Regions from separate parts of the Mus musculus genome. Here region 2 is linked to region 1. A link is a loop called in an ENCODE intact Hi-C map of the cell type or tissue named here. Cell type or tissue: left cerebral cortex. All regions are shown on one strand. Each heading gives the region's core, and the rest is flanking DNA. Links, peaks and the distances in the headings are about the cores only.

The links. A loop is a pair of places that touch in the nucleus more often than their neighbours do. Peaks named below come from ENCODE experiments on the same cell type or tissue, not always from the same donor. Only the 100,000 strongest peaks of a DNase experiment are listed, where the experiment ranks them.
Region 2: it touches region 1 in a loop (2.0-fold over the local background); 11 of 42 quality-filtered maps call a loop at or near these places.

Annotation. Positions count from the first base shown.
Region 1 is chr14:8,451,818-8,468,360 of GRCm38, forward strand. All of the region lies in intron 14 of Cfap20dc (CFAP20 domain containing), which reads right to left. Gm46492 (a long non-coding RNA gene) reads left to right here and starts at 12,276. Exons shown (of 4, transcript XR_001781488.2): 1 at 12,276-12,606; 2 at 13,166-13,321; 3 at 15,057-15,105. In left cerebral cortex, for the core only: a CTCF peak has its summit at 8,870 (motif pointing right); DNase peaks (open chromatin) are centred at 8,003, 8,885, 10,806, 12,829 and 1 more place.
Region 2 is chr14:8,589,514-8,606,056 of GRCm38, forward strand. The region is part of intron 4 of Cfap20dc (CFAP20 domain containing); the gene reads right to left. Among named protein-coding and RNA genes, the nearest start is that of Cfap20dc, 69 kb to the right of the region's middle. In left cerebral cortex, for the core only: a CTCF peak has its summit at 7,583 (motif pointing left); no DNase peak of the experiment used is centred there.

The sequences.
Region 1 (16,543 bases), core at 5,247-13,246:
GAGAACTCCCTGATAGGTTATCCAGTCCCAAGCAGTCAATTCTAAACACATATAGATAAACAACAGTAAACATAACATAGTAACAGTAATTAACGAAAAGGTCATTAATTCGAGATGGAGTGGCAGGGGTCATGGGAAGTATTGAAAGCTGGAAATGGTATACGTGGTAGTCTCAATATTCTGAATAAAGAAGAAACTGAAGAATCATGTTCCTTTCATTTTTAGTTTCTAAGGAATCTCCAGGCCACTTTCCATAATGCCTGTACTAATTTACATTGCCAATAACAACAGTGTATACTCATCATTGCCTGCATTCATTTTGTTTTTTTGATGTTAGCTATTCTAACAAAGGGAGATTATCTCTTTGTGGATTTTGCCCTGCAATTCTTTGATATTTATTGAGACCGAGCAGTTTTTATTAGCATATATAGATATTGTACAAAATGATGGTTTCACCATGACGCTTTCTTACATGGACATCATGTGACTTATCCGCTTTCACTCTCTTGTCTCACCTCTACCCTACAACCTCCCTTTCTCTTTTCAAACAGTTGCTCTTGTACTTTCTCATGTCATATACATACATATACATATGTGTGTGTATGTATACAAATAAATACACATAGATTTGCTTGCCTACCTATACACATTCTTCATATGAGAATAAAAATATGAGATATTTATTCTTGTGACTCTGGCTCATTTGCTTAAAATAATCTTTAAGTTCCAACCATTTTCTTTCATTGTTCATAATCTCATTGTTCTCCATGGCTGGATAAAGTTACATTGTTTAACTATATAACATTTTACTTTTACATTCATTGGTGATGACCATTTAGGCCATTTCCACAAACCAGCTATTGTGACTAGTGCCACAGCAAACGTGGCTCTCTGGGTCTGACTGTTGAATGCTGAGTTCAATTCCTTCAGGAATTCGAAATTACTCAGTAGTGTCACAACAGGATGTTCTGATAGTTCTACCTTAGTTTCTTGAAGACCCTCTGATTTTCATAATAGCCTTGCTAGTTTACATTTTATCCCACAATGCACTGGAGTCTCTGCTCTTCCATATCACAGCCAGTCAGAAGTGTGTGTGTGTGGGTGTGTGTGTCTCTGTGTGTGTGTGCATGCCTCTGTGTATTCTTGGTAACAGCCATTCTGACTATGACAGTGAGATGGAATCACAATGTAGTTTTAACTTGCACTTGGGATTTGGGATTTTTTAAATATAACTATCTATTGACCATTTGTGCTGTTTCTGAGGAGTATTTAATTCATTTGGCCAATTATCCTTAATTAGTAATGGGGTTTTGGTGTCTTAAGGTTTGAGCTTCATGCATATTTTCTGTATACGTCCTGTCACTTCCCCCTTCAGAAGGCTGCCTCTTCACTGTCCACTGCACAGACGCTGTTTCATTTGACTCAGTCTCACTGAGTACTGCTCTTATTGCTTGGCCTCCTGGTGGCCTTTTAGGAAGTTCTTGCCTATGACTCTATCATGAAGTGTTTTGCTATTAGTTTCCAAGTTCTAGGTCTTACATTAAGGTGTTTGGTCCATGTGGGATGCTTTTTTTTTTTTTTTAAAGTAAGTAGACAATGATTCTTTTACAATTACTATTTGGTGAGTCAGGTATGTATATCACGTATTCTGGTCGATTACACTTCCTATACCTTCATACCCTCCTCCTTCCGATGACTCTCTTCTTAACAACTCTCCCTTTGACTTTCATGGCTTTCTGTTGTTCTGGGGCCCACGGAGTTTAATTAGGGTTGCTTCTATGTGCCTGAGTTAGAGGTTATTTACTGGAGCTGGCTACAATAATGAAGAAAATGGTTTCCCCTACCTCCAGCAAAGATTAGCTACCAATAGGTCCTCAGGGAGGTTGGGCTCATGGCAGAATTGACAGCATGGTAGACACGGGCTTCCTGTCCTTTCCCTGCGTGTGCATATCTTCTTCCCTAGTAGCATTTGTTGAAGAGACTATTTTTCTCATATTTTTGGTGGATATTTTGAAATTCGGATGGGTGGGGCTGTGTGGTTTATTTCCAGATGATAACTGTGTGGTTTACTTTCAGGGTCTCTGTCCTATTTCATTGGTCAAGATGGAGCTTTGGTCTATGCACTCAGCCTTTACACCTCTTCTTTGCAAAGCACCCATATCTGTAGGCTGTTTTCATCAGGCCGTTTTTCCAACTTTAGTTGTTTGAATTTCTTAGACAGTGCATATATAAATCCCTTGGCAGATGAGTAGCAGGCAAATATTCTCCCGAATTCTGTTGGTTGCCTGATAATTTTGTGGATTACTTCCATTGCTGGGCACAGCTTTTAAAGGTGAAATGCAGGTAGCAGCCTGTATTGGCTTTTGTCGTCCATGATTTTAGAGTCCTATATAAAACACTGGTGCCTCTATCAGTGTCTGGACTCACTTGTACTCCTGGTCATCTCACAGTTTAAGGTTCAAAGCTTAGCAGTTTGGTGAGAGGGCCTACTTTCATTTTCCTGCAGATGGAAACACAACTTTGCCAGTATTACTTATTGAAATTGTTGTCTATTCTGGATTATATTCTTGGAACCTTTGTCAAATATCAGTTGGCCATATGAACATGGAATAATTTCTGGCTTATTCTGTGCCACTGTGTTATCCATCTGCTTCTATTCCATGATGACTTAGTTACTGTAGTTTTATTGCATATCTTGACATCAGGAATTGTGATGGCTCCTACATTGTTGTTGTTTTTCTCCTCTTAGAAACACTTTGGTTAGTATGGCTGTTTTGTGTGGTACCATGTGATTTTGAGGATACTTTTCTATTTCTATGAAATAGACATTGACTTTTGATGGGAATCTTACTGAATCAATAGACTGCTTTGGGTAGTATGAAAATATTGACAATATTGATTCTTTCAATCCACAAGGATGACAAAATCCTTTCATTGTTTTAATATCACCTAGAGTTTATTTCATTAATAGTTTGTCATTTTCAGTTCAGAGATCTACTTTTTTCTTAAATTTCTTCCTAAATATTTGTTTTTATATGTAGCGATAATGAATATTTAAAAATGCCCTTTCATCAAGTTCATTATGGTTTTATAAAAATGCTACAGATTTTTGCATGCTGATTTTGTGCTCTGCATCTTCACTAAATTTGTTTATAAGTTCTAGAAACTTTTAAATGGAGTGCTGTCTAGAGACATATAACAAGCGTTCCTACAAACAGTAAGTTGTTCTCTTTTCTTCTAGTCTCTCCATGTCTTAGAACACCTTAAAACTGAGAGTACCAGGTTCCACCAAGTTCTTTATGCTCCAAGAAATCATAAAACTACTACTGTCTTTATGCTCATTCAAATGTAACTTTTATGTTTTCTGCAGAACTGAATATCATTCTAGCTTGATAGTATTATCTGTAGGGTAAAGGACACATTTTACATGGAAGATAGTTAAACCCTAGAATCACTTATCACAGCATTAGACATCATCACATATAACTAAGACACATAAACTATCAACTTGAAACACCAGGAAAAGGGCTGACCCTCACTCCCTATACTGTTTTTAGAAAAGCTATTTCATAACACACACTTTGATGTTTATTGATCTCCTAAGCATTAGAAATAAGACACGGCTCCTGCTCTTGAGGGATTCACTCACGGGAGTAGTTTGAGAAGAGAGCCTAACACAGGGAACAGCCGGGTGAGCAGATTAGGGAAGGTTTTATAGCAACAGCCATGAGACAGCTGCTCCTTAAGGACGAGAGTGAGGTAACATGGTAGAAAAATAGGTGGAAGAAGCGTCTAGAAGAAACAGCATGCAACACAATAGGAATGCAGTGCAACGAAAACGCAGTGCAAGGGAGCCTGAAGCACTTGTGACCATATGAAGTTATTAACCGTGTGTGTGTGTGTGTGTGTGTGTGTGTGTGTGTGTGCGTGCGTGTGCGTGCGTGAGTATATTTATGTATGTATTTAATATGTGTGTGTGTGTATGTATTATACTCAGTTGCTTAAAAAATAGAATATGTGAGTGGCAAACTAAGTTATGAGGGCCCTACAGAATCAAGCAAAAGTTGTTAGCCTGGAAGAAGTGTAGATGTGCATTTTAGCAAGACCTCAGTGTAGATGCGCAGAGAATGGATTGGTGAGAAATTAGAGAGGGACCATGAAGATCAGTTAGGACTTTATTGCTGTGCAACTGGGAATAGATATGGTATTATTTAAATACGTAGGTGTAAGAAACATATGGAAAAAGCACAGAACTTCCCTCTTGACAACAGTAATTTTTTATGGTGCCAAAATAGTTGCAGTTCAGTGGGGTCAGAATATGACATGCCTGTTTGTAGATGCCAGTCTATCATCCTGATTCTTTTAGGTTGGAGCTTTCTGACTCTTTATGTCTTCCTGAAAGTAGGACATAAATTTTCTCCACTAAGGATATTATCTATCTATCTATCTATCTATCTATCTATCAATCTATCTATCAATCTATCTATCTATCTATCTATCTATCTATCTATCTATCATCTATCTATCATCTATCTATCTATCGTCTATCTATCATCTATCTATCTATCTATCTATCTATCTATCAATCTATCTATCAATCTATCGTCTATCTATCTATCTATCGTCTATCTATCTATCTATCTATCTATCTATCATGTATCTATCGTCTATCTATCTATCATTTATCTATCTATCTATCTATCTATCTATCGTCTATCTATCTATCTATCTATCGTCTATCTATCTATCATCTATCTATCTATCATCTATCTATCGTCTATCTATCTATCATCTATCTATCTATCATCTATCTATCGTCTATCTATCTATCTATCTATCCATCTATCTATCATCTATCTATCTATCATCTATCTATCTATCTATCTATCTATCTCAGGAGAAGAGAACATTCTTTTCATCAAGATGGGGATCTGGCAGTAAGATCAATCTGGACAAGCCTCATGAAAAGAACTCTCATCTTCCAGTAGTTTCTCTCATACACTTCCTTATCCTCTTCCTACAATTTCCTGCTTCCACACTAAGGCCCCCTTGCATTTCTTTTCCTATTGTGTTTCTATACATAATCTGCTTCTGTTTAAGGGATGTGTAAACTTCAGGTCGAGTTTTCTTTGGTTCTCCATTTCCCTCTATGAGAGCCTCCATGTACACGCAAAACTTAAAATATTAGATCAAAGGGAATGTGCATGCTTTTCTCCTATTAATCCATCTTGGGTCAATCTGACTCATAAGCCCTAGCCTGAGAACCGGAGCATGTAGCAGAGTCTTTTCTGCTCTGAACATTGTACAAAAATCTCCTGAGAAGATACCACATGTAAATGGTTCTTCAGTGGTCTTCAACGTCTCTGGCAATGACAATTAGCCTTAAGGATGGATTTTATATTATTTTAAGATGATTTTTGTGTGCTTCATTTGTTAAATAACATTTAAATAGACATCGAGTGTTCATGTGACCAACACTGTGTTGGACTCATAGGGATGCTGAGCACATTAAGATATAACCCCAGAAACTTACAGATATAAGTCAGAGGAAAAGACACGTCATGTTCTTCAATGCATGGAAAAATGTTTGAAATGTACACAGAGAAATGCAAATTAAAATAATGATATTTCACTGACAGCTAGGCAAAAGTTCTAAGGTCTTAAGAGACTAAGGGAGGGTGATGGGCTGAGTATTGGCTCATGCCTATAATAATGCTAGTACTAGAGAGGTGAAGGCAGAGGAGGAAGGAATTCAGGATAATCTTCACTCATGTAATGCGTTCAGAGATTGCCTGAGTCTGTCTGTCTGTCTGTCTGTCTGTGGCTCTCTCTTTAATAAAAAACCCTGTCACAAACAATAAACAAAAAATATGGGAACATATTTATATTTATGACAGGAATAAATCAGTGAATGGGTAAGCAATTAGGCAATACTTATCAAATTATCTTTTACCGCTGGGCAGTGGTGGTGCATGCCTTTAATCCCAGCACTTGGGAGGCAGAGGCAGGTGGATTTCTGAGTTCGAGGCCAGCCTGGTTTACAGAGTGAGTTCCAGGACAGCCAGGGCTACACAGAGAAACCCTGTCTCAAACAAACAAACAAACAAACAAACAAACAATTATCTTTTGCCCGAGGAATTCTCTGGCTAGAAATTTACAGTGGCCTTCATAAGAAAAGTTCATGACCATGTTGGCTCTCGTTCCCTTGGCAATAACAAACATGTGGAAACCACCTAGATGTCCGGATCCAGCCAAATGAGGAAGGGATTCCTAGAAGCTTGTGAAAAATAAGTCAATACAAATTCAGAAAGATGCTCAGGACCTACTAACTGAAAGTTCCCAGAGGAAGTGGTGCAGAGGCTAGGACTATCCCCATCCACAAACAAAAGGCCATATAAGCTGTGTCTCCTAGTATGCGCATAGGAAGTTTTTACATGTTAGGTGTCTAAGACACTGTTACTCACCATTACACCTGTCAGTAAAAACGAGGGGCTACACATCTTTTTTTATTCTCTTTTCTAATTTTAGCTGCACTTTGGTTTTGTAGTGCAGGCATTATTATTGTTGTTGTTTTGGTGCTGGGGATAGAATCAGGCTTTCCTCTTGCTACACAAGTACCCAACCACTCAGCTCCATGTATAGCCCTAGGCTCTTTCTATCTTAACATTAGCATCTCTCTCTCTAGGATCCTTCACCATGATGAGATCTGCAAGTCTTCTGACGTATCTAACAACATCCAGTGGCCGAGATTAAGGTGAGCAAGTGCTTGCTTGCTGGCACCAGGCTTTATAGACCCATCTACTGATGGGAAGGGACAGGAAATCAGGTTGCCTTTCTCACTGTCACCTCCTGCCACATAAGCCAAGGTTCTAGTGGCCTGCCTCACTTGATGGATGGACTCCAGAGATGATCACAGAGCATCTCAGGTCTTCTTCAATGCTGGCAATGTTCCAGGAAGTGGTCAGGGTTGTATCTGCATGAATGACAGGTGCTTCAACTGGAGATATGACTAAAAAGTGGGTGGCCATGTAAAACCTCCTTCCTGCAACTCGAATCTGAGGAAAAGGAAGCACCAGGCTACTACACTTGACACTTCAGAGAACACAGGTTGACAAAGAATGTTTAGAGCAGGAGAGCAAAGAGACACTTCCCTGTAGAGGGCAGGCCATCCTAAGAGCTTCCAGGGACACAGACTTTCTTTCCAAATTTGGGTTCAGCTGAGTCCTATTAGACTTTAATTTGTCTTTCAAAAGCCCCCCCCCCCCACTCTCTCTCTGCTTCTTCTCTTTCCTCTTTCCATTTCTTTAGTTGCTGAAGGATGAAAGGAAACCGAAAAGTCACCCTGGCAAGTGACTCACATCTTTACCTTGCCACGGAGAGATATTCAGGGTGAAAGTTCTGGAGGAAGTCAGTTTATCTCCTCAAAGCAGAAAAGCCCAATCAAGCATTGTCTGATTAATTAGAGACACTTGGGGAAAAAAAAAGTGCTATCAAGGCCCACAGCTGTAATCAATTTAATCAACATGCAAAGAGCCAATCTATGCTTTTCTTGATTAACAAAGCTGAATGTTAAACAGAGAAGAGTGACATTGTAGTGCCATTAGCTAAATCTGCAAACTGAGAATTTTCCCTAAATATTCAAAGTCAAGTAAGGGCAAAGCGAAAACTCTCCCATCCTGTCTCAAGCTATGAGCTCCATAGGCCTGGGTATTCCCGTGCTTAAAAAAAAAAAAAAAAAAAAAAAAAAAAAAAAAAGAGGTACGGATGAGACGTGAACACAGACTGCCCAGTGAGGACACACAGTGTCATAAGGTAGAATCTACCAGTGTGCAAGTATGAGTGGTGGCTTACTTGAAATTCCAGAAAGAGCTCCCAAGTGGAGCAGCTCCATGTAGCATCTTTACAAGCTTTTACGGCAAGGGCATGCTGAATGCATTCTAACTCAGCCTTAAGAGCAGGAAACTGCAGCCTTTTCTAACCCAAGAAAATTAACCGTCCTAAAATTAGAATACAAATACAAATTCATATAAGCCTTCCTTCGAGATTTTAGCAGCACTTAGAGAGTAGGCGGGGTTTAATTCAGTGCTGTAACTCAGCCCTGTGGGCTTCTGTAAAGCACAGGTGTGGGCTCCCTCACTAAGCTGTTGGGTTCTCGGAAATGGCATTTGCATAGTGGTTTCCATTTCCTTTGGAATGTTGGGCTATACCTCTAGTTTCAGTACTCAAATACAACAAGGGTATGTTGAAAAAAGGCTCTATCAGGTGAATAATTTGTCTCCCCCCCCCCAACCCCACAGTGTTGACTGGCTGCACACAAAAATAAAGAGCTGAGAAAGCTGACAGGATATTCCGCTGACGAGATTAATTTTTCCCCGCAGTTGCAGAGTGCGTTAATTGTAACATTTCAGTTAATGAGAAATATTGTGATAGGATGCCGATGTGCGCGACAAATGGACTTTTAAACAGATATGAAGGGGAAATGCTATTTTCAAAAAACACTTGAGATGAAATGATCCTGTGGCACTGGGCTGGGCCATTCCTGCAAGCCCATTAGGCTTCTGAGGGAGGGTAATAACTATTTCCACTGGCCAGGCTGGTGGAGGCACTGCGGTTACTCAGTGTTAGCATAGCAGCTATTCAGCCTTCACGCGGTTCTCAACTCTGCAGAAAGCAACATGCAGAACTGTGAAACAGCGACAGACACTGCAGGACCAGAGAGAGCATCTGCATCAACCAGAACTGCACCGTGAACTTTGCATGGAAAGGTGCACATGTAATAAATGCACAATTCAGGGACGGACTGCAATGCAAGTCAGGCAAGAGTCCCCTCTTGCTCCTTTTAGACATCATGCTCTTTTCCTCGTGGCCACCAGATGGCGACGCTACACCTCAAAACGCAAGTTTGATCCCTGTAGGAATGGAAACATCCCGTATGTGCTATCCAGAGTCTTTTCTAAATACTGTATTTGACAAATTCATCCATACTTTTGGGTGTAATTAGTATTCTGTCTTGTGAATATCGCACAGTTTATTTATCTCTTCTAGCATACAAAGCCAGTTCTCTCCAGCTTGAGGCCCTTATGCTGCTTGGGTCTGCAGATCAACTACAGTGTACAATGAGAAGGCGAAGCTTATTGACAGTGCAGGTGGAGCTCTGTCAGCAATGGGTGACACACCGAATAACTGGGAATAAAGGCTCGCAGAGCAACAGAGCAGGGAGGATGAGCCCCAGGGGTTCCATGGGAAAGTTAGGAAGGACTTCTGACGTTAATGGGGGTACCTGTGTATATATAGCTAAATTAGCAGGAAATTCCTCTGGGCACTGGTGACTAATGGCAACTGTTTCAGGTGCTGCTTTAGATAAAGAAAAAGCCAAGATCTTGTTTTGTAGCTCAACTGCTTTCACTTAAACATAATCGTCATAGCAGTTCTAAGGGGTGGAATGGACATTCAACCTCTAGATGTGACTTGGATGCGCACCTCTCTGTGCCTTTTATTGGATATGTATGAAGAAGTGTTATCTCTGGATAAAAAGCCATGATATGTTTAGCTCGTATGAAACAGTTTTCCAAAGCAGTTAGATGAACGTATATCCCCGGGCAGTACATCGTAATTGTCGTCAGTGCCCTCCAGCAGTGCATTCACACCCCCTTGGTGGGACATTTACACCCCTTTCCTGCAGGAGTTCATACCTTCTTGGCATATCTACATCCACTGTGGCATTTACATGCTATATTCACACCTACCCAGCAGTGTACTCACACCCATTGGCAGTGCACACACAACGTCCCAAGCAGGGTATTTATATATCCCTCGTCAGTCTTGGCCATTTTATTTTTCTTTTGGGTTGTCTCTATTTTCTTTCCTACTGATTTGTGTTTTGTTTATATATTGCGGGCTGTAACCCTTGTACTGCAAATATTCTATTTTGTGGTGTGTCTTTTACCTGAAGTAGTGTCCTTTAATAAGTTCCCAATCTCTTCCTACCCTGAGGCTATGAATCTAGTCCTCAGTGCTGTCCTTGTAAAGCATATAGTGTGGAGGGCGGGGCAGCCATCAACCAATCAGCAAATCATGTAACAGTGTAGAACTGTTGCTCAGAGGTTCATGCTGCAGGATGCTTGGTAGGTAGCACAGTGGCGCAAGGGTGTGAAGAAGCAAAGTGGACACAGTGAGATGGAAGCCACTGTGGGAGGAAAAGACACACACAGGCAGAGGGGAAGGGCCAGCGTGGCTTGCACACAAACCCCTACAAGGAAAACTCTATGAAATAAGGTTGTACCAGCAGACAGGGGCCTGGCCACTCAGTCTTGCAGCCTGTATCCTGTGAGTGAAAGGTTTTAAAAAGGAGGAGTAGGTTCCAGCATGTGTTTACAAAGGTCTCTCTAACTGCTTTGTGGGGAACAGGCTGTGGTTAAAGGCACCAGCGATGCATGGAGACTCCCCATTAATCTATAGCATCAGCCCAAGGGAAAGACAGTGAGTGGTCTAGGTGACTAGATACTAAATGTAAGTCATTAGTGAGACAGGAAAACTACAAATGTGAATGGGACCCACCCCACATCACGAGACATAGTGCCTGGTGACGTTAGCTGCAATCCAGCTGGTTTGGATTACATCTAAATTGTCTTGTTCAGCTGAGAGGACAGCAACTGTGTAAGCCCAACAGTGTGCCAAGGGAGCTGGGCAGGACTATGTCAGGGCTGGAACGATCAGGGAGGACCATGTAAGAAATGGAGAGTGGACAAAGTGACTCAGATGCGCTACTAAAGAAGGATGTGAGGATGGCAAAGGCTCAACATACTGTTCTGGGGAGAAGTTAGAAGAAGGCTCATCAAGTTTGGCATCAAGGTTTCTTGTTATCTTGTCTGATAATGAGGAACTGCCTGAGGGTGTGCCAAGCCTGTTTCCTGGCACAGACGAGCAGAATTTGAAGAGACACTGGGTAAATCACCTCCTTAGCCTTACTGTGATGCTTGGATGCCTCATTTTCTCTCTATCCTCGCTTACTAGTGACACCCTATTATCACTGTTTGCAGTCATGAAACTTTTCATATTACTAATGAAATTAATACTGCTAAGGAAAATATTCCTGAGAGGCCCCGTGTATTATCTCACAGAACCCTTGTAGCAAACCTGGAAAAAAAGTTACTACTTTTAGATAACTGAAGTATGCTTGGAAAGGCTGAGTAATTTCCCACAAACACAAACCCGCACTTACCGCCAGACACTGTGCTATAACCATTATGCCACCTCCAAAACCCACTTGTTCTATGTGCCAGTGCCAAACAATAACTAAAGCCATTTTGTTACTAATTTTTTATTGGCTATAATGAGTAGGGTGGTTGGCAGCATGCCAAAGAAGGAGACCGTGTAAGTGCCAACCAAATACTCGCATGAAAACCTGAAGGGCTGAAGATATTGGGCAGACAGCATTATTAACTCCTGATGACAGAGACTAGGCAGGGGTGCCAGGACACAGCAACTGCCTCCACCTCAGAATCTCTTCTTTGGTTTGCTCTTCCATCAGTTCCTTTACTTATTCTAACTTGTGAGTGCTAATTTCAGAACAGGAAAAGTCCACAACCATGCCGAATCCTGGTAAGTCGTGTACACACACACACACACACACACACACACACACACACACACACCTACCTTAATTTGAACTGTCATCATCTAGGATTCAAGTGGTGGCTACTGGGGTTAGGTACAAATTTTTTACCCCTCTTAATATTTTTATTAATTATTTGGGAATTTCACATAATGCACCCTGATTACACTTCCTAGTCCTTCCAGGTCTATCCCCCACCTTTGTGACCTCTCCCCTCCAGGAGAAGAAGAAGAGGAAGAAGAAGAAGGAGAAGAAGAAGGAGAAGAAGAAGGAGAAGAAGGAGAAGAAGAAGGAGAAGAAGGAGGAGGAGGAGGAGGAGGAGGAGGAGGAGGAGGAGGAGAAGAAGAAGAAGAAGAAGAAGAAGAAGAAGAAGAAGAAGAAGAAGAAGAAGAAGAAGAAGAAGAAGAAACACTAAGTGCATTTTGTGTTGTTTATTTACTCCCAATGGCCAGCTCTTCAAAGAAAGTGGAGTCCTTCCCCACCCCTCCCTGGCTAGAAGAGCTACACTTAAGTATTCCTATCACAAATTTTAAGAATTCTCTTCAATAGCTTCCCATCTAGACTGCTTAATTTTTTGGGGGGGGGTGAAGTTGGGGGGAAACTAGATAGCAAATATTGTCACTTTTCAAGTGTCATTACATGCAATTACATAAGGCCAGCACTGGCAAACCAAGCGAAGAGCACATGAGAGAAGCCCTGCTGCACTTGCATCAGGCAGGCGTACTAAGATGGTTTCGGTGATGCAAGCCCATCGTCGTCACGTTAGGTGCATGTGTGCTGTTCACATCTCACATTTGTTCATAGAAAATATAAATCTGTTAATTTATTTTTCCTGGTGAATATCTGCAATGATACAAAATAAAAGTGGTTGATTTCATTGCTATGACAGACTGACCCTGTTTTATCCCATGGGAAAACAGGAGGCTTATTCATAGATATTCTTCAATCACCATAAGAAGTTAAAAAACGACAATGAAAGCCAATGAGGACAGGTGAGTATGTCACTAAACATGGCTGGTAGAAGACAGGTGGTGGGTTTGTGTGTGTGTGTGTGTGTGTGTGTGTGTGTGTGTGTGTGTGTGTGTGTGATTGAAATGCCTCAAGACCCACAGGAGGTTTTGGCATACTTAAAACACAATTAAAATTAGGCTTGGAAGGAGATGCAGGCACTGCGGAGAGATGTTGGAGGGAAGCCATGCACACGGCAGCTTGGGAAAGGCCAGGTGTGCTTGTTGTGAGGGCGCTGCTGTGACATCTTAGAGGGCACTTTTTCCTAATCAAGAAGCTGCTAATTTTAATAGAGAATAGCCTGAGGCGTTTTAAGGTCAAACTAGAAATATGTTGATGATTTAAAAATGCAAGCCAAGTGTGTTATTATATTACAGCTGCAGTGTTATTGTAGTTTAAGGATATCCGTAAATCAGCACAAACCCACACGTATCGTTTCCTACACATTTTTCACCAAGCTGCCTTCTGTCTGTGAGTAATCAGCTAATCTCCTCCTCGCCTCACCATCCCTCCAAGTGACAGATCCGTTCCTCCCTATTACAGAAGGTCTTCATTTACTGTGTGCCTCGCCCACAGCACTTTCTGGCTCGGGCTTGAATCTGGAAACTCACTCTCAGAATGCAGAGACCGTCATGTCATGTCAGGATGCAGAATGCAGTTGTCCTCCTTTGTCTCCCACGTCCGCCATTAGTCCAGGAGGTAAACATCAGAGCCTTTTCTGGGCTCCAACTATGCACTAATTGTATTTGCAGAATGAAGTCAGTTTCTGTTTTCAGTAAGAGTGTTGTTAAAGAGTCTATGGGGGGAGGGCAAGTTGTGAAAAACAAGGTAAGTGTACTCTTTGCCAAAACACCAACTACACCGCCGTGGAAATTTCTTTTAATTCTAGTGGCCAACAAGTAGTTTCAACAGTTGTGAGAAGAAAAGAGTCTAGAGTTGAGAAATGAATGCCATGCACAAGAGGAGGCATTATTAGCAGAGTGTGTATCTGCCACACACGCAAACTGAAAAACACAAGGCCATGTGAGAGGCTAGCTTTTAATTGTGTTCGGTAAGTAAGGACAAAGCCACCTGCAGTTTACCATTTCGCTTCACTTGCTACTGAGCCATGTATCCTTGCGACAATCCAGCAGTTCTGACTATTAACTCAAAAATCAAGAGCAAAGAAGTTATTCATAGCAAAATATGAGAACTATTTCCTTATAAGTGTGTTTAAGAATGGTTCTTTTCCCTATGACTATACATACCCAACGCCCAATAGTGTTTTCTTGTCCTGAGCACCACACTGCATCTGACTCGCCTTAATGGATAGCAAGGGATATAAAGCCTTTTAAAAATCAATGGGCAAGAAAGAGTCAATATAACAATAATGTTTGTGTTAGTTCAATCAAATCAGCTAAGAGTTGTTTGCCTTTTCACCTCGGAGTCATTTGAAACAGGCCAAACATTTGACTCACATGGGGCTTATTATATTGAGTGGGATTTTATGTGTAATGAACATCACAATATAAAGCTATAAGTGACAATAAACATAATATATTGCTAAAATGAGAAAGCATGTTTTAACTTCAATCAATTTAAAAACATAATGTTTTTCATTAAGAGAAATGAAAAGAAATGCAGGAAAGAAAATGTCTAACAGAAGTGGAGCCTGTGCACGAGCACCAGTTTTGTAAGGCTGCAGCTCCTCTCCGTGCAGCCCCGCCCCTCAGTGGCCTTCATATCACATGCAGGACCCACAGAGTGGAACTGCCCCCCTGGAAAGGGCAAGTTCATGGAGGGCAAGCGCAGCTCATGGCGTAAGGGCTTCAGAAACACCAAGCGCCACTGAAGCTAAGGCTGAATTGCCCAGGCTGTTGGGGGTTCTTATTTAAATAACAAGGAAGCTCTGCACTGGATTACAAAATGAACGATGAGTCAGTGGGTTTAGAGACATGAATGGCTGTGGACACTTGACAATAAGTATGGTCTTCCATTTCTTAGGGTATGTGCCATTCTCTGAGATCTTGACCTGCATTCTCTCCTGCCCTGCCCCCTCATCTCTAGCAGAACAAAGATGCTATAAACTAGAATTACTACTTATGCTTGCTAAAGGATTTTATTAGTCTAAAAAACCCATAATCTTTTAATTAAAAATTGAAACTATACAATTGTTAGAATGGTAAACAATTGCTTTGGTAATTACCATCTTCCACTGGACTGTGGACCACAGGCATGTGAGTTCCCTATCCAGATGAATAGCAGTGACTAGGGAGGCCCGAGGGACCACACACTGCTAGCTAGAGATGCCCAGACTCTTCAGGCATTTGTCATTTCAGACATAGGGGCTTTGGGTGGGTCGGGGAGAAGATGCACTCTACCGTTGTGAAGGGCTTCATCAGTTTGCAACTTTGGGAAACAAGGCAGTAACTAAAATACTGGTTATGTTTTCCAGACTTAATCTACAGTGTGGAGAAACCAGAAGACTTGGGCTGAGTAATGTGGTGAGTGCTAGAAGCCTAAGAGAGAGCTAATCACAGACAGAGGTAGTGAAGAACAGGGTTACCCAGCTCAGAGCCAGGTCCCAGAATAAACAGAGAAGAAAGCAAAGACAAAGTCATCTTGGGTAGGCGGGCGAGGGTACCCAGGTTGCCAGTCATTTATTGCAATGGCCTGGGATCTGAGCAAACTTTCCTTGGAGAAGAATCATGAGATCCAGGATTGAAAGTGGGATGGACAGGTCAGCAAGAGTCCCAGGCAGTGGAGGAAGATGTGACGGGCAGGTGGCCATGAGCTGTCTGTTCTTCATCCACAAGGTTCTGCAGATAAATTACTGAGTCTCCTACAGCCTGGGGCAAGAGGGGGCTCTCGGAGTTGGGTAGGTTGTTGTCCTGGGTTATGAGTGGCTGGAGGTGAAAAGCAGGAAGGTTCTCAAGGGATTTGGTTTGTTTCTGGGAATCTTCTCCCTGGGGCTTTCTCTGAGGCAGCACAGAGGCAAGAAAAGCCATCCTGAAATCTGGCTTTGGCTGGAGATTGGACAGAGAAGGGCTCAGATGTCTTAAAAGTCTGTTCTCACAGTAGAACAGTGGTCTCTTCATGAAATCTCTTCATGAAAATGGTGGAGTGGGGAGGAAGAAGGAAGATGCTTGAATCAAACATGCCATCCCACAGGCTCAGGTTTTTACCCCTTTCTCTTACACACAATATATGTGCATTTAGATCTATATACATAGACACACCTGTGCATCTTTAAAACAATGCTCTATTTGCTTATCTAGGCCAGTGAGGGTTATGCACACCGTCTTCAGCAGGGGTAACCCAAGTACATGGTTAGCAAGTGGCACTGACTTCATAAAATGGATATGAACGACCAGCTGAGACCAACAGACCTTTTCCAATAAGCACACAAAAGAACATATTAACATTCAGGATACACAGTTTCCTTTCCCATTGTATCCTGGGTACCAGTTGTCTCTCCTCCTCTTTCCCTCGCTCCCTCAACTCAAAGGCCGATGGAGAAACTATCATCACCCAGACAACAATACAGGCAAGAGGGAGAAACAGATAAGAAACAGAAAGTGTGTTAGTCAGCTTTCCATCACTGTAACAAATATCTAAGCTAAAACCAGGAAGGGTTCATTTGGCTCACAGAGAGTTTCAGTTATTGTTTATCAGCTTTGTTACTCTGGACCAGTATCTCACAGTGGGGGGACATGCAGCAGTCTGCCCACTCTATACCAAACAGGAGGCACATGTATGTGCGCGCGTGCGCACACACACACACACACACACACACACACACACACACACACAAAAGGCAGAGATAGATAGATAGATAGATAGAGAGAGAGAGAGAGAGAGAGGCAAGTAAGGGTGAGGAAGGGGAGAAGGAGGAGGAGAGGGAGGAGGGAGGAGGGAGCAGGTTGAGTCTCAACACTGCCT
Region 2 (16,543 bases), core at 3,194-11,193, 140 kb after region 1:
ACAGAGAGTGACATGAATGGAAAATATCTGTCAGTTAGTAAGGCATCTTGAAGAAGATGGCACTGGACAGAGCTGAAGGCAGGAATCACACACATACACATCTACAGGAAAGGGCAGTCCAGATAGAGTATTCTATAGAACTGTATGGAAACACAAAGAAAGAGTTGTTTCTCTACCACAGTAGATCTTTCCATGCATCCTGTAGGAGTACCAGGAGAGGTGACTTACTGAGCTGGGAGGCTCACTGGGAAGTAGACAACAGGCTCCGTCCAGCATGAGCATCCCCACCCAGAGGCTAGGGTTCACTCTACACAAAACAGATCTCTTAGACCTAGCCACTGTGGCTCTGACATTGGAGAGAATCTTCATAAGATCTCGTGCCCAGCTAAGGACTAGGCCTCTCAATGTGACAGGAGCTTAGCCACTGTCTGCAAAAATCAATATGCAAACCTTCCTCATCTCATAATCAAGAGTCGTTGGTTTTGGAGGAAAACAAAATCATGTGCTAAGCTTAAATGGTTCTGAAAGCAAGCTGAGTTGCTACTTTAAAAAAAAAAATAAAATTAGTCATTCATGAGAGAAAGAATATAAATGCCTATGTGTGACTACTTCAAAGCTTCATTATGCGAGTAAGCTTTTTTGGGGGCAATTTAGTTGCTGTAAGGAAGGCTGCTTATAAAGCAGCTCTTTACTTGTAATACAGGCTTGATTTCCACCACTTAAAACCTCCTGGGACCTAACAAAAAAAGAGAAAGAAGAAACAGAGGCATTACCCCTCTTGTACCTAAAGATGCATTAAAAAAATACATGTAAGTTAAACCGCTGCGACAACCTCAAGCAAGCACTCATAGCTAAGGGTCAGCGGCACAGTAGGAAAGGTAATGAGACCACGTCGGGGAGATGAATGGGGAGACGACAGAAAACTCAAGCTAATGTGCAATAATATTCCAGTGATCAGCAGGTACATAGCTCTCACAGCTATGGTCATTAGCCACATTCATTCTAACTTAACGGCTAGATTTGCAAACCACTTGAAAAGAGAATTACTTTTCAATTCAATCTTCAGTTCATTTTTATATCATCATCTTTGATTGACAGTTTTTTCACCCTGGCAGGCTCAGTAGGAATTTGAGTGGATGGCAGCCACCTTCCAGGAGGGGTGGAGGTCCTGTCTATTGAGTCACCCTTGCACTTTCCTTCTCTTTGTGTAAGTCTTTGGGGGATGTTGGCTTCGGCCGGCCGGGAGGAGCTTACAGAACTGATGCTGTACTTCAGAAGACTGACTGAATTCCTTTATCAGAATCATTTGTCCTTGAAGCCAAAGTGGTGGTGATGACTATGATTTTTTTCCTTATTATGATCTAAAAATTACTAACTTTAATGCACATTTGAGGCCTAAGCATACAGAAATAGTGAGATTGCAAAATGACATGAGAAAATACATAGTGTCATGTTTAAGTCTGGAGTAATGTGGCTATGGAATGAAATTCCAAGGCAAGTACAAAATGGTTCTGTCTTTATCTGATCCTTCCAATTCTGTACATTTACCAAGAGGACTTTTATTTTGTCAGTTTTCTCTGTATACTTCTCTTGAAGTTTAAACTCACTGAGCACTCTTTGCCCTTTTTAGAAAAGAGAAACAATTCTGCCTTGTGTGCTTTGCTGGAACATGATGTAGCCTTTGTTCCTTCTTTTCTCTTTTTTCTATTTCCATCAGAGGAAGCTAAGGCAAGAATTTAAGGCAGGAGCTTAAGCACAAAGCGTGAGGAATGCTGCTTGTTTGCTCCCAGGCTCCCATTTAGCTACCTTTCTTATACAGACCAGGTTCCCCTGTGCTGATGGTAGAGTCCACAGTGACCTGGGCCCTCCTACACCTCTGCAGTAAAGAAAGTGCCGCCTCCCTTCCCTCCCCCACACCTATAGCACAATCTCATGGAGGCAATTCTTCACCTGAGGTTACTTCTTCCCAAGTATGTCAAGTTGATAGCAAGATAAGGCATGGAAGGAAGCATTTGGTCTTTCACTATCAAGTATGATATACAAAGTCCTTCCTCGATCCTTCCCTTATCTTAATTTTTGGAGTCTTTATCAAGAATATATGTTGGGCTTTGTCACAGTTCATCTGTCTGTTTGAGGTGGTCACAGTACAGACTTCTTTCTTTCTCCCAGTAGGGTTTATCTACCTTCAACATCATGGAGAAAACACACATGGCCACAGAGACAAATGGGATATGAAACCATCAGATACCAGTGAGAACAGGGACAGAGGAAAAACACTGGGAAGAAACACTATGTGTAGAAGTAACAGCTAAAACTCAACCATGTGATTGAAGGGTTAGCAACTCTACATGCAGGAAGCTTGAAAACTCCACATATAATGAGCTAAAAGCAAGCAACACCCAAAAAGCTCATAACCCCACCATGGAGAGCCAGACAAAGCCAGAGACCATACTAGCGGTAGCAGGAGGGAAATAACTCACTCTGCAGAAAGGAGCTGCATGAGGACTAATAGCTGACTTCTCACCAGAAGCCAGTGGCAGCAGAAGTGGGAGGAAGATATTTAAAGAGAAACTCTATCAACCCAGTATTATGAATTAGCCGACCCATCATTTAGAAGTGGAAAAGAAACTAAGATATTCTAATATAAACACAAGTTGTGTGAGTTTGTTGCTAGCAAGCTCACCTTGAACAAATAGTGGAAGCATCTGGGATGGGGTTGGTTGCCGACTTGGGGAGGTTTAGAACCATCAAGGCTGTGAGGCTCAGGGCAGTCTGTGAGGGGCTTTCTATGTTAGGTTAACTGAGGTGGGAAGACTCCCCCTAAATCTGATGGGCACCTCACCAGTTGGGATCACACTCTGACTAGAAAGGGGAGAGGAAGCTGGACTGTAGGCTTCATGTGCTCTGCCTTCTGCCTTTCGACAGTGTGACCCGCTGCCTCCTTGTGCTCCTTTGCAAATCCTCCATCATGAAAGACTGTCCTTCACACTTTGAGCCAAGAGCAACCTTTTTCTTCTCAGGCTGCCTTGATAGGTGTGACCACAGTGAGAACAAGCAAGACAGTAGTCCTTCTGGCTTACACAAAAGGGCAGTGCCCAGGAACTCCCATGCATGCAAACTAGTTACAGCATGTCAGAAAATGGAAAAACATGAAAAGTGTTGCAAATATATTTGCTGTAACTTTCCCCCTCCATGTCTTCCGTAAGAACAGAAGCCGTTGGGTGTGGTGGCTGAGGCCTCATGATGATGAGGTGGGAAGATCCAGACTTGAAGGAGAACTTGGGCTTTACAGTAACTTCCAGGCCAGCCTGGGTCACACAGTGAGACTGCTTCAAAAACAAAAACAAACCAAAACCAAATTTTTCTTACATAGAAAAAAGAAAAGCATAAAACGGTAATTACACGCCCGCGTTTAGGATTACAGAATACAAGGAAGTAATTTGTATAATAATAGCACAAAGGAGGAACAGAGAACAGAATCGGTTTTTATACACCACTGAAATTAAGTTAATACTGCATAAGACTGTCATAAATTGAGATTTTTGTCAATGTAGTCCCCAGGATGTTCAGAGCAAACCCATCCTCCCAATATCTTTTCTTTGGGCAGGGAGGGCGGGGTTAGTTTCTGAAACCTATGTTGCTATTGTTTTAACTGATCTTGTTTGTGGTAGCATCTGAGCACAGTCCTAAGAAACTAAAGACAGCAGGATTCATGTGTTCTGTCTTGATGCAAACATCCCAGAACCTGAGCTTTCTAGCACACAATTCCTTAGAGAAGCTAGAATTGTGTGTAATTTGAGCACTTAAAAAATAGCTGTCTCTGACAGAAAAGCATTCAGGTTCCTGACATTTCTACCACACACTCTCTTACCTTCCAGACATGGTTTGCCACGGACTGCCATGGAACTTAGCCTTTATTTTGGAAAGTAAACTTCCAGCTCTCCAGCTGTTTGTTCATGTGGAGGACCAGAGGTTGTCCTTTCCGTGTCACTGACCATTCTGTTTAAACCTTAAACAACTACTTTCCAAATTTATAATAAAAAAGATATCTGGTGATCAAGTCCACTTTTCGCAAAGCACAAACAGTTACATCCCAAGTTGTCACTATAAAGCACAGCACAGACTCCGATTATTAACGGTTCCCAATTGTCACAAGCTTTAAAAAAACTTGAAAAAGTTTCTACTTCCCAAATGTGGAAATAATGAGTTTCTAACAAAGGGGAAAAAAATCTGTCAGATGTTCTTAAATATCTTGAATATTTACTGTTTAAATATTTTTCTTCCCATTTCTGCTTTCCTGAATATAGCACTATAAGTTGGCAGTCTATACATTCTCTTGTTCTATTTTTACATGATAATCTCACACCTCTTTAAGGGGATGCTATTTCACAAGTACACAAACAGACACACATGGGAGTATTCACTGTAACACTGATATTAACCAGAGGTAAAGCTTAGAGGTCTGCCATATGGATCTAAATAAGCTAACCCATGCCACACTCCAGAAACGTATGACAACTATTAAAAAAGATGAGGCAGTTTACCATGTAGCCACATGGAAAGATTCCCAAGATAGGTGAGGCAAAACCATCGCACTCACCAAGCCAAGTGCTGGAGAGTGAGTGCCAGGATTCTACTGTGGGTATAAAGGAGATCTGGGGGGTGTCACAGACATGCATGCTTAATGTCTGGAGCTGTTCATAGAAATGTTAATACCTGTTCTTGTGGAAAGAGATTCTACCTTTCTTATTATAGACATGTGTATGTTATTACACAATATGATATTAGTTGGATTTTTTAAAGCCCCTAAGAGCAAAGCATTGATTAATGCTTAACTATTCATTTAAAATAAAATACAGTAAAGATATACAGGGTATTAACAAGCAATGTTGGAGAAAGGCTCTTTGCTATCTGAGAGTTTGAAAAGTCTTTGTAGCTCCTAGGAGGGAAGCGCAGGAAGGGCTTCTCCACCAGGTCCACAGCCATGTGGGAATCAATAACTGGCCTTCGAGCTGGGAACACAACAATTTACTTACAGTGGCTTATTGAGTACTTAGCTCAATAGGAGTGGACATTTTGTCAATATCATTCTAATGGATGCTGGGGGTGACAGTTCAGCACTGTAATATACAAACGGGAAGGCCATATGATAAAATTTATATGTCCCCAGAGTCAGAAAATGATCATCTGAGGCGAATCTACAGAAAACCATGAAACTTATCTTACTGCACGGCTCCTGTCTGCTTTGGATGTTATACATTGTGTTAATGGTAATACAACACTGACATTTTTTTAAAATCCCCTTTCCTATTTTCCCCTCTGAAAATCCCCTATCCTCTACCCCCTCCCCCTGCTCCCCAACTCATCCACTCCCACTTCCTGGCCCTGGCATTCCCCTACACTGGGGCATAGAACCTTCACAGGACCAAGGGCCTCTCCTCCCATTGATGACCGACGAGGCCATCCTCTGCTACATATGCAGCTGGAGCCAGGAGTCCCTCGTAACACTGACGTTTTTATGTTCTTTTATTTTACAGTTTTCTAGAAAATGAAAGATGAAATTAGACAATCTTCCTTTTAATTTGGATTAGGCTGGAAACTTATCAACTCAAGCGCCTTCCCGTCAGGTTAGACAGTGCAGGAAACTCACTGGCTGAGCAGGACTCTTGGTCTGCAGTAAGTTTGAAATGTAGAGGTCAGTTAAGTCCTTCAGTTCTGCAGCCAACCTCTAAGTCTCCCCACACCCCACAAAGCTATCATGTTTCCATGCATTCTACTGCACAAAAGTGCTGTTCTCCTAACCAAATGTTCAGTGAGATAGCACGCTTATTCTATGGTTGAAGTATAAAACAGCATCTTTACGTTTGATTTCTTGTTTTCCCTTTTCTATAAACTGGATTTACAAACTCTTTTTACAATATTCTGGGATGAATTAAAGTGTGAATTCAAGCTGGATGCAGTGCTGAATGTCTTTAATCCCTGTCCTTGGGAGAGGATGAGGGAGGGTTGTCTGGTCTACATTGTGAGTTCCAGGACAATCAGGACCACAAAGAGACAAAAACAAAAAACCAAACTAAACAAACAAACAAAAGCTGCAAAACAATGTGCACATAAATAGCTTCTAAAAGCCTTTAAATGCTAGGAGCTCCTAAGTTCTCTTTTATACGACAAAATCAAAAGACATTTTTCATGGGGACCATATCTACCCTGCCTTATTTTAAATGCTATCTGCATGTTGATAAAGTTGATTTAGATCTCTAGCCAAGAGTTCTTCTTGAACTATACTGTTTTCTTGATATCTTTTCTAGATATTTCTACAAATAATGTAATGCACTAAAATAAACAAATCCTTCATGAACCGTGTCTCTGCTCCTCAGCAGCTCGAATCAGAAGCCTGTCATTTCTGACTCCTAGCTCCTCCTTCAAGTCTGCCTGGTCCAGGTGGACTTCCTCATTTCCCTAGCTCAGGCCAGGTGCCATGGATTCTCAGCTATACAACTTCCCAGCTGCTCTTCCTTTGTCCATTCCCATTCCTGCTTCCCTCAAACCACTAGCCTTACTGGCATCCAGAGTAGCCATCTTACCTAAGCACAGCATGAAACTGTAGGTGAGCCTCACACTGCCCGGAGATCAGAATCTAAATTCCTAGCTCACAGGGGCCTATAAATTGCCTAGTCTCACTAAACAGGCCTCATTTCCAAAGCCAGCAACCTAGCAGGAACAGAATTCACTTCCTAGGGTTCAAATGAAGAGGTTCTCATGAGCTGATGTGTCGCAGATGTATGGGACGGGTTGGCAAAAATGAGGAAGTACAGTGAGGCATCCTCAAATCCCAACTGTGGAAACATTACCATTCTCAAGTCTGGAGGGACGAGGGGAGGCACTTACACCACTGTACCACGTTCTCATCGGAAGGATCATGAACAGAAAATTTGAAGCAAAGAAAGAAAAAAGTTCCCGACTCTTCCTTCTTCTTGCCCTCTGACCTCTGAGCATCTCATTGTCCTGAGGTCAGAATCTGTTTCACTAACTATGACATGAGAGGCAGGAGCGGACCACCTCCCAGGCTCAGCGCAGATGGGAGAGTGGCTGCAGAGTGTAAGGGGGTAAGCGGGACCTCAGCGTACATGCAGAACGGCTGCTCTTCCGCTCGGCCCTCTGGATTCACACCTGATGAGCTCGTGCAACACTTCCCAGTTCTTTACTTTGTGTGAGTGCTGTGCCACCCACTCACCACAGTACTAGTTCTTCCTGTTTCTTTAAGTCTTGCTTTGATTTGTGACTGAGTCACATATAGTTCAGCCTTACCGGCAACTCACTATGTAGCTGAGGGTGACCCGCACTCCTAACCCTTCTGCACTCCTCCCTCCTGCTGGGACACAGGTGTGTCTTTGAGCCTGGCTTTCCTTCAAGTCTTAATGTAAATCTTCACACTTAAGAAAAGTCTAAGAGGGCTGGTGAGATGGCTCAGTGGTTAAGAGCAACGTCCGCTCTTCCAGAGGTCCTGAGATCAGTTCCCAGCAACCACATGGTGGCTTACAGCCATGGCTAATGAGATCTGATGCCCTCTTCTGGTGTACATGAAGACAGCAACAGTGTACTCACATACATAAAATAAATACATTTTTTAAAAAGCAAGAACTGTCTAAGAACTGCCTGTCCAGTTCGTTTTTGTATCCTTCTGAGCATGTGATGCCATCGATAGTGACTTTACTTATTTATTTTTCTATTTTCTTTTCCAGAATTTTAGGGCAGAGACAATGTGTATAAATTGCATGCCATTCAAGGTGTGCATTTATATCAATTTAATAATGTTGTCCAGATTATATGCCAGAATTGTAATAGCATTTGTGGAGATCATGTATTTAAAGAAATATAACAATTTGTATTTTTCTAAACTGAGGCACCACTTAAGAAAATCCACTTAATCTTATTTTTTCCTTATAGCATGATTTTGTCTAAGAAAACACCAGGTCTTCATATGAAGATTTGCATGAGTGATGGATGGTCTGCTTCCTGTTCACTAAAGAGGAAAATGTCTACTGTGGTCCCCCGTGCTCTAAAACTGAACAACTGAAGTGTCTGAAGGCAAGGCTGATGCTCATTCCCTCTACTGATGTGTCCAGAGAAGTAGCTTAATATCACCTGTTTGGGTCTGTAGTGGTCTTGGTGCTAGAATAATATTCATTTTGACATCTTTTGTTAATTGAAGAACAAGAGTACAGGGGTCAGGGAGTAGTCTGGAGTACAGGAATACTTGGCTTTGGGGAGCATGTTTTAGACTGGGGGTGAGTGGTGGGGCAGGGGGGTGACGGTGACCTTGCAAAGGACATTCTGCATACAGTGGCAATAATACTTCCACAAGCCTATACTTGAACTTGCAAGTGTGTCTCTCATGCCTCTGCAAGAGGAACATCCTATGATCCTGGATCTCACAGCACAGTTCTAAGCAGGGGCAGTGTTCAGGAAACTGGACAGAAAGGGCTCCGTGCTTTTGTAGTCAGTCCTTTAATAAGAAGCATATTCTGTCTTCCTTTGCATACCACGTATTTCAAAGATGATCACAAGAAGTGGGCTAGTTCACTTAAACTCCACTCTGTAAATGCCTCCACATTAAGCACAGACAGAATTAAGGTGATTTTTGTATGTTGGCAGGAAAGGGAAGGCCTGGAGATTCCCTGATTCTGGAAGTAGTGAAGGGGATGAGAAAGCAAGAAGAGTGCCACTGACAAGTCAGGAGGAAATGCCGGTCATGTAAGGGCCACTGTCATGAACAAGCAGGGTGGCACCATTGGAAAGACAACAGCAACCCAGCTGCCAACCTGTCTTGGACACACTCACATACCTAAATTTCCTTCCTATCACTCTTTCTCAGCTGGGAACATAGGTGTGAATGTGTGGCAGCTCACACCCAGAACTTAAGAAGAATAATTAAATAGCTGAGGCAAATGCTTTCTAAGAGCCAAATCACACAACACAGAGTAACTTCTGCAGGACATCAGCCATGCCGGAAAACATCTAGATGGACATTTCTGTCTGACATGTGCTGACCTCTGTGGGTATCCTATACCTAACAGTGTCCTAAGAACTACTTGTTGAGGATTTCCTCCCTTCTGAAAGACTCTGGGAATGCACGGATTCTTGGACAGTCTGTTCCCTTGTCAGGTAACTGGGGTGGTAAAGACACAGACAGGGTGAATGCAGGGAGCACACGGGATGAGCGGAGCAAATGATATAAAACCAGCTCTGCCTGGCAAGGAAGAGCTGCTTAGTGATTCCTCACTGACACCAAGGTTAGAACCCCACATATAAACCTGCAAGGAATGTGGGAAGAGGGAGGGAGGGCAGGACAGCGAACAGTCACCAAAGTGCCGTTTTGCTTGGGAAAGCTGAGCCTACTCCTGTTATAGACGGAATAAGGAAAGATGAGAGTTGGTTTGTGTCTGGAGGCAGACTAGAACATGCCTGTAAACTCTTTGTAAGTTAGATGCCTTGGGCATTTCAGTGCAGCAATGAGAACTGACCAGTTCTGTCCATATCCAGAACTTTGGAGAACTGAGCATTTCCTCAGGTGCTCGTACAGATGCAAAGCTCCTAAGGATCCAGTCTACGTAGATCCAGCTTTGAATAGAAAAGGGCAGCTCTCAGTATGACGAGGCTGAAAGCCAGGCTCGGAACTTCCCTCTGGGAGTGTCAACTCCACTTCCCGATTGGTATCTAAAGTCTATTGATTCCATCTTAAGTGGCAGCATTTCAGCCACTTGTGAAAAAAGTCAGTTATCAACTGGCTTGCCAAAGGCCTGCTTGAGATGCTGATATTCTGAGTCATATTGTATTTGCTCCCAAGAGAAATGCCTCCACAAAAGTGAGATTTAATGTCTTGTCCTTGGGTTTTTCTTTCTTTCTTTTGTGGAAAATCAATATTAGAAAAAATGCATTTAAAGAAAACTCTGTCTGTTTTAAAACTCATAATCCTGGAGAGCAAATAGGTCCCAAGTTCCCAGCAGCAGGTGCCTGGAAGTGATGCTCTTTGTTCAAAAGGACTCCAAGGCTGCCATGACTCACTGGCAATGTGACAGGGGCATCCATGAAGAAGTATGGTAGCTCATCTGCCATTGCCTTGGTAGAAAGCACAGCCTACACTAGCTGAATGTGTACAGTCTACAGGCATCTCCCCACTGAGTCTAGAGCATGCTCATCCTGGTTTCCTCTGTCAATAACCCCTCAGGACTTAAAGAGAAGGCTGGCCAACAAGCTACTTAGAGTGACTGTGAAGGGTGAAAGTGATGATATGATGATGCTCCAAAGTGCAGCAGATCAAGTCAGATCAGAGGCGAGGCTTGGGCTGAGTCTCAGGAGTTCCCACATGTGGATGAAGGAAGGTCTGAGCTGAGGAGGCGCTGAGGGTGAGGAAGAGCAGCATCCAACTGAGTGGGCACTAAGGCTCATCATGTGGCTGCAGGCCACACAAAGTGTCCCACTCCTCCGGATAATGCTTTCTGGAACTGTCTAAGAGACATTAAATTGTCTAGGAGGGCATCTGTGGGGCAGTGCAGCAACTGGTTGGCTTTCTGACCCGTCTGCTCTGGCCTTCAGGCAGCTCTTATCTGGAGAAGCCTCTCTACTGCTGCTTTCCCACCCCACTCTTGATCTGCCTTTCTGTCATTTTAATTTTTCTAGATTACTTAAATCAGATGGAATGAAGAAAAACAGCTTTATAAAAGCCATAGTCGATTTAAGTTCAGTTCTATGTCTCTGTGTTTGAAGAATTCATTCAAAGCAGTGTGTGGGCTGCATACCTTCAATGCCACCACTTAGGCTGAAGACTGACTTGTGGAGGTGGTGGTGGTGATGGAGGTGGGAGGGGGGAGGGTAGTGGTAGTGAGGGAGGAGGCTGGTATTGGTGGTCGTGAGATTTAAACAACAAGAAAACAACAAAAACCTCAACAGTAAACACCATTACACACAAGGACCAGAGAAACTCTTTTTATTTCTTCTACTCAAAGGTTTGTTCACTGGAAAGATCAGGTTTTCCCTCCGCTACGTGCTTTATCATTTAATATTCAAACCCATGGAAGAGGCTTCAGTACCCCTATTTTATAGATTCGGAAGCTGAGGGACAAGACTTGGATCACATGGGCAATGAGTTTCAGAGAAAGTGCTGGAACCAGAAAGGCTGTCTGGCTATAGGATACGCCTTTAAAACACTTCCATATACCCTCTCTTCAAGTTTTATTTAACATCTGTGAGTCATGACTTCAGCTATTTCTGAACACGGTAATTGTGTGTTGCTGTTCATTTGGCTAATTATCATGTCTTGAGACTAAGGGTGGGAAATGGATAGAAGTGTGACTGGGTGGAAGAAAGGAAGGATGCCATTGTCAGAGGACAATGGTGAAGATATTCCGTTCTGTCATGCTTAGATCTTCTCATCTTTTCTGAAGAGCCTAAAAGAACTTGCAGTAAACCATCAATAACTGCCATTAGCTTCCTTCCTTTAAAAAAAAAATAGACAGTACCACTGAATATCAGAAAATCCCAAGTCACTGTATTTGTCCCTGTCATGGAACTATGAACAAAATGACTGATTCTGTGTGCAGTGTCTCAGGTAGTCTTCCTGGAGAGTTTGAGGGCGGCCACTACCCTTTCTCCTACTGCCCGATCAATGCACAGGTCGACATCAGCAGACTGTGAAAATACAGAGGGGCAAACTCAACACACCATAAGACAGATGCAGCCTCGTTGCATGGAAAGAGAAACTAAGCATTTTCAACTTTTGAAATTTTAACTAGCTTACAGTTGAGAAGTAATTTGAAATTTCAAATTACAGTTATTTGGAGACTCTTGACTTGCTTATCATTTCCCTTTATAACACTATAATAATACAGAGAAGTCTAATGACAAAAGGATTAGATATTTTTTTAAAAATCCCTACAGAGAGTCAAAATCCAGAGCTAGTGACAGCCCTAGGTTGGGCTGCTACAGTAGTCCTGTGCCTGTATCTCCCCATCAGCTAGCACATCTTACAGACCTGCACCAGGTCATGGGGCTCGGGAGGGGCTTGGGATGGTGACCTTACTCCACACCATTTTGATCCCTTGTAGCTTTTCCTCATCTCTGTTTATATTAGCTCTGAAATTTTTCTCTGAGAGTCTGAAATCTTCACTTCTCTTGCTGTTCAAAACCTATCCTTCCTTACTTGGCTGTAAAGCCTCCTAATTCTATGTCTGTTTCTCTAGATTAAGCCACCACTGCCTTTTCTTGCTATTTTTTTCTGCAGCCAACCAATGTTTTACACTGGTGGTAGAGAAGCTTTACACTCGGTTTCCCCATCCATGCATAAATGGCTCCTGTACCTTTTGTGAGCATTTGCTTACTTATTCTATGCGACTCTTTAGAATGATCATCCCCCATTCTATCATATATCTCTGATAAAAGCCCAAAACAAGACCTGTGCTTGCTCTACACCAATAGGTACTAACATTTCTTTTCTTGAGTTCTATTGTTCTATACCATTGTCTATGGCTGTACCATTCTTCATAACCCCCATAAAGATGGAAAGCAGAACTAATTCCTCTTTAGCATCAACATATGATATATCCTGTGTATCATTTATATCTCTATCTATACCTATACCTATCTATATCCACTCGTCCTTTTTGGGTGTTGCAAATATTTAAACTGAAACAAAATGGTAGTTAAAAAGAAAATTCAGGGTTGGTGAGATGACTCATTGGTAAAGACCAGTGCTGCCAAACATGAAGATCTGAGTTCTACTCCTGGGACTCACATAGTATAAAGAGAAAAGTTAATGCGCACAACTTATTCTCTGACTCCACACATGTGTCAACTTCCCAACAAACACATACATGTAAATAAAATACTAAAAATTAAATCCAACAGAATTTATTTCTCAACGCAGAAACACACAAAACATAAAAAACCAGGGCAGCAACAACCCAGGGAAAACGATCAGTTGCACAGTCATTGACTTGAGTAAAGGCAAGTTAGATAAAACTCAGACAAAGAGAGCAAGGCAACAATTATAAAAATAGCCGAGGAAACAGAGCACATGAGTGAACTCTGGAATGAATTCAAGAAAGCAAATAATAGCAGGTGCTGGGGAAGAGTGGAGAGAGGAGCCTTTATCAGCTGCTGCTTAGAATTGTTAATTAGCCAGTGTGAAATCAGTGTGGATATGACTTATGGTTATATACCTGAAGGCATGTAAGTCCTTGTGCATCCATGTTTACCGAAGTCTATCCACAAAAGCCTACTATGAAATCAGCCTAGGTGTCCATCAACAGATAACAGATGAAGAAAATATGATAATACAGTTTTATTCAGCCATAAAGAAGAATAAAATTATTTTGTTCATAGGAATATGGATATAATTGTAAATTATCATATTAAGTAAAATAAGGCAGACTCAAAAAGATTAATATTATATGTTTTCTCTCATTTGTGGTTTCTAGATTTTATATAGAAACATAAATCACAAACACACAGAGACAGATGGGCGCGCACACACACACACACACACACACAGGGGGCATCGGGAAAGGTGACATGAAAGTAAAAGCAGAACTGTGGAGGAAGAAAGGGGAATCTTGGAGAGAGGGCTAGATGTGGTCAAAATATATGATTTACTCATCTAAAATATGTCTTTATCAAACTCAGTGTGCAATGAACATAGGCCAATCAAAAAAACAAAATGAAACAAAACCTCATTATCTGTGAGGACCTACAGGATTTTCTCTGCAATGGAATGGTATTTGATATGAACATTTTTATTCTGAAATTAACAAATTAAAATAAAAACTTGATCATTTCAAACACAGAAAGGATCACTCAAGAAACTTAAACAGTCATGAATACTAATAAGCCTTAGCAAACTAGAGACTCATGTTCTTTAACTTCTGACTGAGTCACATTTTAAAATCTCTGTCTGTGACAATGGGTTAGCTAGAATACACTGATAATGACTTACAGACCTCACCGTAATATAATATCGAATGTTGTTCTTGTTCGTGCTTCCATGTTCTGTGGAAGTAGCAGGAGAAACCTTCTGCTGCAGTGAGGCAGGGCCCAGACTGGCACATGTCTCCATAGTCAGGAGAACACTGAGATGGGACATGGGACGTGGTGACACTAATTTCTAATGTTTCCTCATGAAGTGACATGTCAAATCATGCTCTCATCTCAACTGTGACAAATGTAATTCATTTGTTTATAAGCTAATCAGCTGATGGTAATTTTTATAACAGTTTAATTAGGCAAAATACTGTTTCTGTACCTTTGCTTAGACCTAAAAGAAACATGCAGGTAAAATATTAAGCCTTCATTATTTCTAAACTTTGCTTACTTTATTTTTGTAAAGCTTTATGAAAATATTCATTCATAAAATACTTACATTATTCATATTTTACAATTATCTTTCCCAACTAAGGTAACAGATAAGATTAGTATATTATATTTTAATAAGACTGATTGTAAAATAAATGTAATCTATATAAATATAAGAAAATATGGATAAAACTTCAGCATATATACATTTAAAATTCTTTCATGGCTTGAATCAGAAACAGAAATTTACTTTTTTCTTTCTTAGATTTACTCTTTTTGTTTACGTTTTATTTAATTATTTTTTGTGTATATACTGCCAACATGAGAGCCCTATAGAGTTACTTTTACTGGAGTGAGAAATATTTGAAAAATCTAGTTGATGATAACTAAGTCACACAGAATCAAGGTCACTCTCCCAAAACTGGCTTTAGCTCTATAGTAGGAAGAGTGGAATATCTTATACACAAGGAGAGCAAACACACACATTATAGCAAGGAAGTCAATGTACTAAGGAAAAACGTTCCATTTTTAGAATTTTGCTAATGATGATTCTGTTTTAAATTCTTCCTAGAGTTTTGCTAGATACAGCAGTCCTCATTTCCTGTTCTTAAGATGTATTCAGATTTGCTGAAGTGTGCAATGGGGACACTGCAAGTTCACGACCAAAGTTTTTAAGATTCATTAATACACTTTTCTAAGTATTTCCACTTTACTCAAGAAACATAAAACTGTGAAATATCAATTTCTGTTCCATGATGAATCTATAGCATAAGCTTGTGATGGGAATGCCTGACTTGCACATGACTGTCAACAAAATAAACAAGACTTATTTTGCATTTTACAAGTGATTATTTTTCAACTGTGGAAGCAAATTATTTTTATAGTTTATGTAAACATAAATAGCAGCAAAATTTTCTGGCCAACAAAAGTATTTTAAAAATTAATGCTTACCATCTATAACTTCATTTGGCAAAGAATAAAGGATGAGCCATTTATTTGTTTATTATTAGCAACGCACAGGACAGATACAGCAGAACAGGAAAGAACTATGGCCCCCAACAAAGGAGCAAGCTTCAAAATTAGTAAATCCCATGGATAAAGGATAAAAATTACAGTAAATGAAAGTAATTTGTATAAGGAGGAATTCTCAGATGGCTGAGAGGCTGTGGTGTTGAATGATAGCATGTAATAAAGAAGAGTACAAGGAATGCACTCAGTGCTGACACTGCCTTGGAAACAGAGCAGCAGCCTTGAACAGCTCCTGCAGAGAGGTCCTGGGAGGAGGCTGTAGTTGATGAAGAAATTAACAACTCCAAAGAGACAGAAATCTGTATTGGCAAAGTAAATCAAAGTAGAATGCCTTTTAGTGCCTCTACTGCCAGAGACGACACCAGCCTCTGTTGTGAGGATGTGGGGTACAGCCAGAGCTCTTCGGCCAAACCTCTTCTTCCCAACAACAGGTAATGAAGTGGTGCTGGGTTTTCATGTGGCAAAAACTGCCATATCTGCCTGACTGCTGGCTATAAATCTTAAACAGCTGGAGTAGGGTCACTGCATCTAGCATTGCACAGGACATATGGGAATGCCTGGAACAAAGGCCTGCACAGGGCAAGAGACAGCTGTCATCTGCTCTTCTCAGCTTTTCTATGGTCTCATTCTGACCTGTGGGTCCTTCCACGGTCTTGTTCCTCAGTGTGCTTCTGAACGCAAGCTTTCTTGGTGCTCCCGTAGTATCTGCTTCTTAACTGATTTTGGGTTTTGCTTTCCTCACATGAATTTTCTTTTAACCTGTTTTCTCTCTAATAGAATACAGAGATTTTCATCTGTCTTGCTCTTCATCAACTGAATTGACATATAGTAGGTACTGAATACCTTTAGCAAATGTAAGGCATAGCAAATGTTTCATAATCACAAATGAAGGAGTCTCTCCTCGGGAAGACGTCTGTAATACTTTCTATACCTGAAAGTACACAGTGTGTTCAGTACAAAGGTGACTCACAGCCTCCATAGTCCCTAGAACCAAACATCCATCCGTTCTTCCAGAAGAAATATTAACAGCCTCCTGGAGAACTCCCCTTGGACTGCAGGGGCCCAAATGCAGAACTAATAATGCTATTGCCTTATGGGAAGGAGGGCTGGCCTGTGCTGCTTCTGAGGAAAACTGTTATTAAAAAAAAAATTAACAACAGTAGAAGGT